Linked DNA regions of Homo sapiens: region 1 is linked to region 2. Evidence: chromatin loops called from intact Hi-C (ENCODE). Cell type or tissue: psoas muscle. All regions are shown on one strand. Region 1 overlaps RAPGEF6 (Rap guanine nucleotide exchange factor 6). Region 2 overlaps MEIKIN (meiotic kinetochore factor).

Evidence for each region. Hi-C counts contacts between places; a loop is a spot of excess contacts. Peaks named below come from ENCODE experiments on the same cell type or tissue, not always from the same donor. Only the 100,000 strongest peaks of a DNase experiment are listed, where the experiment ranks them.
Region 1: a loop joins it to region 2, with 2.3 times the contacts of the local background. A loop is called at or near these places in 9 of 110 quality-filtered maps.

The regions. Positions count from the first base shown.
Region 1 is chr5:131,602,930-131,607,929 of GRCh38, reverse strand. It overlaps RAPGEF6 (Rap guanine nucleotide exchange factor 6), which reads left to right. Exons shown (of 28, transcript NM_016340.6): 2 at 3,237-3,307; 3 at 4,603-4,659. Among named protein-coding and RNA genes, the nearest start is that of RAPGEF6, 30 kb to the left of the region's middle. In psoas muscle, no CTCF peak of the experiment used is centred here; no DNase peak of the experiment used is centred here.
Region 2 is chr5:131,802,880-131,807,879 of GRCh38, reverse strand. It overlaps MEIKIN (meiotic kinetochore factor), which reads left to right. Exons shown (of 13, transcript NM_001303622.2): 13 at 622-890. The coding sequence ends at 644. Among named protein-coding and RNA genes, the nearest start is that of FNIP1, 8.4 kb to the right of the region's middle. In psoas muscle, no CTCF peak of the experiment used is centred here; no DNase peak of the experiment used is centred here; H3K27ac peaks cover 1,646 bases.

The DNA.
Region 1 (5,000 bases), 200 kb after region 2:
GTTTTATATATTTGTCTTTTTTGTTGTTGTTTTTAGTTGTTTTAGGTGAAGAGTAAGTCTAGTTTCTTTTATTTTATCTTGACCTAAAGCCAAAGTCACTTCGACATTGCAGGAGGTGTCCTGACGTGCCCCCAACCACTGTATCCCGAAAAACTTCACTGAAATGGCATATCTTTTGAGTCTTCATAGTGTTTATCTCCCATTTTCTGGAGCCGCATGTGTGTTACCAAGGACTCTAAGGGTACCAGTCACCTCTAGCCTATTCTTTTATTCATTCTGTCCAATCAGCATGATGTAATATATGTAAATAGATCAGGAGGTTTAGATGTCTGTCCCCCACCCAACCCCCACTGACTGTGTTATGACAGAGAGCGGAAGAGTTAAGAGTCCTAAGATAAAACTGTAAGTTAATATTGCCTTGCATGGATGCAGATTTTTTTCTGATCTTCTAATTGGAATGGAAAGTAAAGTAATGGAAAGTAACACCACATCAGTATTTGAGGCTTAATCAGCTTCAGCAGCAATATTATGGCTGAGACTGCAGGCTGTGATTAGGGCTAGAATTTGGTTCATTCTGTGGTAGTCTGCACAGTCATTTTTTAGGATCTGTCTGCTTTCTCCATAAATTAAATAGAATACAATAGAAACTATTACCTCTGCGTACTTCTGAGTCTTTACTGGTGGCACTAGTCTTTATTCTGTGCCCCTCTGGAAGAAATAGTCTTTTATTTACTGTCTTGTTCTGGGGAATGGGGCAGAGGTTTCCACTTGGCTTTTTCCATTGTGACGGCTTTTACCACACAGGTCATGGACCCATTATTTAGGGTATTCTAACTGCCAAGTATATAAATTCTAATTATAAACTGAGGGAGTGGGGAATGACCATTATTAGGTGGATCTGCAGACTCAGTGGACCCACTGTGAGCCACACTTTTGCCATGACTCTCTTTATTACCTACATTCAGCAGGTTCTGGCTGAGTGGTTGGTGCTTTTACCCCGTAGAGCCTCAATTGGGATCATTCTTTTAGTTCCATTCAATTGGTAGCTCTAAGCTGCTCTAGGAAGGCATAACTTACATATCTAGTACCTTGGTGTTATTCCATGTGGCCTTTCTGCCTCCCTAAGGCTAGCTGGAGCTTCCTCACAACATTAGTGGTCTCAGGGTGCTTGAATCTTTTATACAACCTCACTTCTATCGTATTCTTTTGGTCAGAACAAGTCACAGAGCCAACCCACATCTGTGGGGAGGGCACATAGATTCCAGGTTTTGATGGGTAACTGGCAAGACTGCATTGCAAAAGAGCATATGGGATAAGAAATACCTCTGTGGCCATCTTTGGAAATACAGTTTACCATATCAGTGCTTCATCTGCTATCTGCTAAAATTTGGTAGACCTTTCTTTTAACCTATTCAAATCTTTATTTTTATATACTTAAATATCTTTTTCACTGTTACTTTAGTAAGGATTTAGCAGAAATAAATGTGGTTGTTCAATTCACTGTGGTTAATTGACAGTTGTTATCTTTGGAATTAGAGATTATTGCCTTTTTTTTTTTTTTTTTTCCCTTGAGATGGAGTCTCAATCGCCTAGACTGGAGTGCAGTGGTGCGATCTCGGCTCACTGCAACTTCTTCCCAGGCTCAAGCCATCCCTCACACCTCAGCTTCCTAAGTAGCTGGGACTACAGATGTGTACCACAAGCCTGGCTAATTTTTTTAAATTATTTTTTGTAGAGGCAAGTTTCACCATGTTGCCCAGGCTGGTCTCTAACTCCTGGGCTCAAGTGATCCACCCACCTTGGCCTCATACAGTGCTGGGATTACAGGCGAGAGCCACTGTGCTCAGCTTGATGCTTTTCTTTTCTTTTCTTTTTCTTTTTTTTTTTTTTTTTTTTTTTTGAGATGGAGTCTCACTCTGTCACCCAGGCTAGAGTGCAGTGGCACAATCTCAGCTCACTGCAAGCTCCGCCTGCCGGGTTCACGCCATTCTCCTGCCTTAGCCTCCCGAGTAGCTGGGACTACAGGCACCTGCCACCATACCCGGCTAATTTTTTGTATTTTTAGTAGAGATGGAGTTTCACTGTGTTAGCCAGGTTGGTCTTGATCTCCTGACCTCATGTTCCGCCCGCCTCGACCTCCCAAAGTGTTGGGATTACAGGCGTGAGCCACCGTGACCAGCCTAGCTTGCTGCTTTTCTTAATGGCTCCGTGTTGTCTTATTAACCTACTAGAAAACAAGTTGTCTTTAGTTTCTCCCCCAGTACCCCCACTACTATCTGATAATTTTCTTGGCCAGTTGTATATCAGAGTGGGAAGGCAGTGTTTGGAAGTAGTTTGCCCTGGTATAAAGGCATTATTCCTCATAGGAAATAGGAAGTATGTTTTTTATAGCGAATTTAAGCTTGTCTGCTTTTTATTTTTTATTTATTTATTTTTTATTATACTTTAAGTTTTAGGGTACATATGCACAACGTGCAGGTTAGTTACATATGTATACATGTGCCATGTTGGTGTGCTGCACCCATCAGCTCGTAGCTTGTCTGCTTTTAATCTTAAATGACATCAGTGGTACAATACTATTTGCTGTTAGGGATCTATAGACTCTTTCCACTTTCTTCTGCTATGCCACTGCTCTTAGTTGAGGTTATACTATGTCATCTTGAGGTTTTTGTTGTTGTTGTTGTTTTAATGCCTAGTTATCTGGGTGAGGAATAGAGAAAGATGTTCTACCTCTTTCACAGAGTGAACAATAGGATTGTACCATTGGAAATCTTTTTTATTTAGTGGTAGATTATGTCATTTTGAGTCTCTTTAGAAAGAAATTCTTTAGAAAGTCATATTTTAAGAGGAATATTGATAAACTGGGTCATCTCTAGAGATGTCAGCCAGGATATTGGATATCAAATATTTGGAGGCCACTAAAGAAGGAAAGTTTACATCTGCTTAGAAGTGAAATAATGAATTAATATACTTTCATATAAAATAATGAATTTGGGGTTCTGGCATTGTTTGAATGAATAGAGGCCATTGGTCACGTTGAAGAGGAGTTCCTTTGAGAGCTGAGGGATCTCTTCTCTGCCTTTTCAAATCTTTTATGATTCAGAGGTTTTATGATTTTTCCATAGTTAACTGCTTTGCCATAAGTGGTTGTTTGCTTAAAATCAGAATTGTGGGGTGCCTTATATTTTAAACAGCATATTTGAAAAATAATCTAATTTTTTTCTTCTGTTCCACAGGACTTAAATACTATTTATTCTTATCTTCATGGAATGGAAATATTATCAAATCTCAGGGAACATCAGCTTAGGTAAGTGTCGTTCTGTATTTAAGAGCACACGCTGTATAGCCATTCATTCATTTATTCACCAAATATTTGTTAAGCACCTTTATATTCCTTATTGTTTTAAGCCCTTGGTATATGCATTATAGATTAGATCCCTGGTTTCCTGGAGTTTATATTTTGGTAGGGGTGATTTTGGAGTTGGGGAAAAACACTGACAATAAAAACTGAATTTGTTTTTCTTATTCAGTTTTTCTTAGCCATGGGACCTTAAGTCAGAACTAACCTTTAACTGTGGTTTTGTCTTCAATAAAATAGGGGTAATGATAGTATCTTTGTTGAAGTATTTCAAGGATTAAATGAAAATAAGTACCTAAAGCAAAACACAGTGTTGAGGTTGTGCTAGTTAGTAAAGACAAAACTCCTGTTATCTTTTTGTAGTTTGTGTTGATATTTATTATGCCAAATGCTTCAGCTGGGTATGGTATGTTGTATTATAGTGTTGTATTATACAAGTGAAAGGAGCAGGAATCTTGATTTGGCCTAAGCTCCTGTGGAGAAAACCCATAAACTTTCTGAACCTTGTTTTTTTCTTCTGAAAAATGGGCTGGCTATCTGTCCTGGTTATCATATATCATTATGATTATATTTATAAAAACACTTTCGAGTGCTATAAAACACTTAACTATATAATATTTTAATTAAACATGTGTTCCCACCACGAACAGCTTATCCAGTGACTTTTCCTGGGTTTTCATCAAGTTTCTGGTTATTGACCAGATTGATAAAATATAATTATTAGAGATTTATTATTTATTATATATTTTCTGTATAACATAATTCAGCTGTTAGTGTATGCCAAATAATTATATCAGGAAGAAAGAAAACTGAAAAATTAGCATTTTGTAATACTCAAAATATTTTTTATTGCAAACTGATTTATATATTCAGCAATTTTTTTGTATGTACATGCCTCTGCCAGTAACTGTTCTTCACACTGAGGATTCAGTAGTGAATCAGACAAATGTATATTTTTTGTAATGAAAACATTATTTGGTGTGAACTGACAGATTTTGACAGATTTTGTAATGTACATAAAGAGTATTAAGGTTGATGCCACTGAATATTACCTATATTATTGCATTATGTATATATATAAAATACACATATATTTCTAAACTCTCTGTAGTTTAGTGACAACATACTGGTAGATTTGGTCATTTTCTAACAATCAATTAGATTATAATAATTAGTTGAGGTCAAATTATAACAATTTTAAAAACAAAATGTAAGATAAAATCTTCAATTTTTTTTTTTAATAGATTAATGTCTGCAAGAGCACGCTATGAGAGATACAGTGGCAATCAGGTTCTCTTTTGGTAAGTATTTCCATAATTCACATAAACTAATGACTTTTATGTTTAAATTTTAACTCTTAGCATTGAAATTCATTTGATTCTGGGACAATTTATGTAGAGCACACTGAAAAATATTCATAGACCATGAAGTATATAACATACATAGAATCCACCAAAAGTGTACAAAGCAATGAATTTTAATAAATATATACTAAATGTGTAATGACTACTCAGATGAAAATAGAGATACCAGTTTTCCAGAAGGCTCTAATCAACTTTGAAAGGTAATGACAATTCTGACTTGTATCACTGTAGGTTAGTTTTGCCACTTATTGAACTTGGTATAGAGAGAATCTTTTGGT
Region 2 (5,000 bases):
GTAGTTTTAGATGCAACAAAATTTCAGAGCCATTGATATCGGCTGATTTGGCCAGAGGATGAGGTATATGATAGTATGAAAGTGGCAGTGTTAACTAGGTAAAGCTGGTTCCACTCTGGATCTCTTGGCACAAGATGTGGGGGCAAAGGCCCCAGAATCAATCCTGTCTTCGGGATGGAACCTGGGTTCAACTGTAATAAAGGTTAGGAAAATGCAAAGGAAGGATGGGCAAGAGAATATGAGAGGCGACTTCCTGGGTGGTGGCTGAGGACAGGGTCATGAAAAGCACAACTGGATCAAGTGCTCCAGGTTACAAGGCTGGGGTTAAAGGCTCTGTGATGGCCACTGACAGCAATTTTTGCTGGGCTTTCCACCAGAATGTTATTGAGCAGATCTCCTTGCTTCTCCAAAGAGAACATGTCCTCAGCATGTCCTAGAAGGGATGAGCCAAATATTCCTTTTTTTTTTTAAATGGCCTCTGGATTTGTTTCCTAAGGCTTGATGGGCTGAAACTAGAGTGACCTGGGCATTAAGTGCTCTCTCCCCTGCAGACTGGTTATTAGTAAGTATTGGACACCTGCTTGTATACAAAGTAATCTATTGTTATTTTTTTTTCTCCAGATATCATAATAAAAATGGCATGAAAAAACAGCTGTGGCTGAATTTTCACCACTTTGAAGACAGGAGTGTGAAGTCAAAGTCTATAAAGCAGAATGTCTGCCTGAAATTATATGAAATTAAAAATTAAAAATTCTCCAGTTATTTGTGATATATCTCTATGTTGAAATTCTACTGAGGTTCTTGTCATTTACTTTTAATCAGTTAAGAAAAAAAATTATTCCATATGCTTCTTAAATATATGTATTTATATTAAAAGATAAAGAACCAAATCATTGGTATTAGAAGACTGTAAACTAAAATAGATGGTTTTAGCTATTTATAAAGAGGCTTCATCCCTGAGAGGTCTGAGAAGGAAAAAAGAAAGACAATGCCAGGGTACAATGTAACTTCCTTTGATTGTTTTTTTTTCTTCAAAGTTTATCGCTAGTACGATTAAAAGTAGTAAATCTTTCTCTAAAGCAATGTAGAGAAAAACAAAAACAAACAACAAAACAAAAAAGTAGTGAAGTTATTGAAGTGCTAAAAATGAAAATGCTTATATTATGAGCTATTTATAACAGAACTTAATTGAAACCACATGAGTGAGAGACCTAATTTCAGGTCTGACTGAAAGAAACTCTATACTCAAGGTTTGCTGAAGTAGGGAATGTATAATATGTATAATCAGTCCTACACTATTTAATACATTACCTTATCCCCCCCCAAAAAACCTTCTTTAGCTAATACTATCTGTAGGATTTTTAAAAATTTGGTAATATAACTTGCAGTATCTCAACAATTCCCTTCTTAAAAAGCAATGATCCTGTACAGTGAACAGAGTCCAGTTGTATAACTTGGAGAGATTTTAACTTGATTAGTCCTTGATGCTAAAGGGCTTTACTAATATTATACATTCATAAGAGTCAAATTTTCAAAACTTCAGGATTAAGAAAGATTGTAACATCTATGAGTTATTTTGCAGTTAAATAATCTGTATAGTATTTATTTTTAACAAGGCATCCCTATGAAGGTACTCTTATAATGATTTGACAAGGCTTTAAGCCACTAACAAAGCTATTTGTGATTTTGTGATTTCATCTGAAGATGAAATATGGAAAAGTTGTGAAGAAACATAGATGAGAACGTTAACGATGGAGACTAGCATAAAATTTAGACCTGTATTCTAAATTAATACTCAACTAAGTCAGCAACTCTTGTGGTGGTTTTAAAAGAAGAAATGTGATAAGCAGTGGGGAAGTAAGGAATGAAATAGAAGCCCTCTTCTCTGCCTTCAAGCAGTTTATATTTCAAGTGGGATGTGAGAGAATGAGAATGAATTATTTGCTAGTTTCTAATCAGGTGATAGGTTCCTGTGAGAAGGAAAGATACTTGATTCTTGGATTGGGCCTGGTGGGGTGGAAGAAATAAACATTTGATGGTTTCACATTGCTGATGAAGAAAATATAGGTAGCTCTGAGAGGTAAATGTTTGGCCAGGGCTATGTAATTTAGGAAGTGATGGAGCCAAGATACGGGGCAGGAGTATTTGAATATAATATTTTTTTCCTTCTCCCCAGAAAAGGCACATTCAATGTTTTTGTTTTATAGACTGCAGCACAAGGAAAGGTCAGAGGGAGGAAGGAATTGGAATTGGCATTGGCATTCAAGGCTTAGGAGTGGAGGATATAACAACTTCAATTATGATTAAGAGCAAGGAATGGCTGGGTGCGGTGGCTCACCCCTGTAATCCCAGCACTTTGGGAGGCCGAGGCAGGCGGATCACGAGGTCAGGAGATTGAGACCATCCTGGCTAACACGGTGAAACCCCGCCTCTACTAAAAATACCAAAAATTAGCCAGGCATGGTGGCGGGCACCTGTAGTCCCCGCTACTTGGGAGGCTGAGGCGAGAGAATGGCATGAACCCGGGAGGCAGAGCTGGCAGTGAGCCGAGACCACGCCACTGCACTCCAGCCTGGGTGACAGAGCAAGACTCTGTCTCAAAGAAAAAAAAAAAAAAAAAAGTAAAGCAGAAGAAGCCTGCTGGCTGGTGACATGAGAAGTCCAAAGAGGAATCCTATTGGCAAGTCCTTGGAAAAGGTTGTATGCGTAATCTTTACATCTGTTCCAGGCCTCAGAGGTCTTTCAGTGAATCTCCCTGGAAGAATATGAAAAAAGGAATTCATCTCTTTCTGGGATGAGGGATTCATAGTTTTTATCTATTTTCAGTGTAGTCTGCGATCTAAAAAAGGTTAATGAAACAACCTTTTTACTTCAGCATGTAACTAAACTTTATTTTTAAGCATTTAAAATTATATCTTAAAATTTTATCTCATTAAAAACAAATCTCAGGTCATAAGTACCTCAAAAGTTCAGTTAAAAGTGCATGAAAGAGCCAGGCACAGTGGCTCATGCCTATAATCCCAGCACTTTGGGAGGCTGAAGCAAGCAGATCACTTGAGCCCAGGAGTTTGAGACCAGGTTGGGCAACGTAGGGAGACTCCATCTCTACAAAAAAAGTACAAAAATTAGCTGGGAGTGGTGGTGCTTGCCTGTAGTCTCAGCTACTCGGGAGTCTGAGGTAGGAAAATTGCTTGAGCCCAGGAGGCAGGGCTGCAGTGAGCCATGGTCGTGCCACTGCACTCCTGCCTGGGTGACAGAGCAAGACCCTATCTCAAAAAAAAAAAAAAAAAAAGTACATGAAAGTTGATGTCATTTCCATTTTTAACTAGAACTTTTTTTCCCACCTCTCCAAGATATCATTCATCATGGTTTGTTCAGTAATGAATAGCCTTTTATGTTGTGTATATAGCATATATGTTTATATAAAGGTGTGATGCCCAAACTTTCCAGATAAGTTATCTTCAACCTCTCCTGCTCTACTCTTATTTTCTAACCAGAATTTTAAAATGTTTCATCATCTTACATGTTAAATCCTACCTTGACTCCATATGTTTTTCTAGCTAGCCTATCATTCTTCATCCGTTTGTATTCATGTTTCCTAAAGAGCGTGCTTTCTACTTTGTCACAGACCCCTCACCTTTCACCCTTCCTAAACATACCCAAACACACATAATTTGGCCTTAGCTTTGTTTCTCCGCTGACATTGTTCCCCTTAAGGCTCCCAGCAACCTCCTTGATGCTAATCTAAGGGGTATTTTTCAGTTCTCATCTTACCCAACTTCTTCCAGCTAATGATGTTATAGACTAGTACTTTCTTCCTAAAAGCCTCCAGAAAAGAATGACTTCTCTGAAACATTACCCTCCAGGCTTTCATCTCATCTTTAGCTCACTCTTTTCCATTTCTTACAAAGGCTCCTTTTTTTCTGCCCAATCTTTAAGTTTTGGTGTTTCCTGGGGTTCTGTTCTGGGGCATCTTCTCATGCAACACTTGCACTGGGTGATCTCATATACTCATGGCTTAGTTACCATCTCTGTGCAGCTGACCCCAAGTTTTTGTCTCTGTTATGGATATTGGTAGTGGACATGTGTGGTGACTTCCCCTGCATCTATCCATTGCCTTTCTAACTTTATCCTAAGTGGATTTTACATTTCTCAGCCATATGGTTTAGGTGGGATTGATCCCACCCATAGTTCCAGGGGTAGGCCTTTAATGGCATAAGCCAATGCATGTTAGCCTTCTCAACTCTGGCACAGTAATTGGTTCAGTGATGGGTCCAATGCCTAAAATGATCCTATTGGGATTAAATATCAGAGTTTTTTTCTTGGAATGCTGGGACAGACTTTTCTTTTTCTCTTGGACTTTCATCTGAAAGGATATATCCTGGAAGCTGCTGGCAGCCAGCTTATGTCCATGTTTGGAAACACTGCCTGGAATAGAGTCTGCACAGAGAAATTAGAGATGAGAAGAAGAAACTGAATTCTCGATACCATTGATGCAGTCCTTGGATAAAGCTGTGCCTGAACTGTTCATCTACACTAGATCCAGTTATGAGAGCTAATCAATTTCATTCTTTGCTTACGCTAGTTTTGTTTGGGTTTTCTATCATGTGCAATGTAGAACATCCTGACTAATGGACTCAATCAAAATCTTTCTAGAGTTTCCCGCATCATAGCATTTATCAAAATGTACTATAATTGCCTGTCCATTTTTTATTTTTATTTTGTATTTTTTGTGACAGAGCCTTGCTCTTTGTCACCCAGGCTGGAGTGCAGTGGCACAATCTCGGATCACTGCAACCTCCGCCTCCTGGGTTAAAGCGATTCTCTTGCCTCAATCTCCTGAGTAGTAGCTTGGACTACTACTGCTGGTAGCTGTGCACCATCATGCCTGGCTAATTTTTGTATTTTTAGTACAGACAAGGGTTTTGCCATGTTGGCCAGGCACGTCTTCAACTCCTGACCTCAAGTGATCCACCTGCCTTGACCTCCCAAAGTGTTGG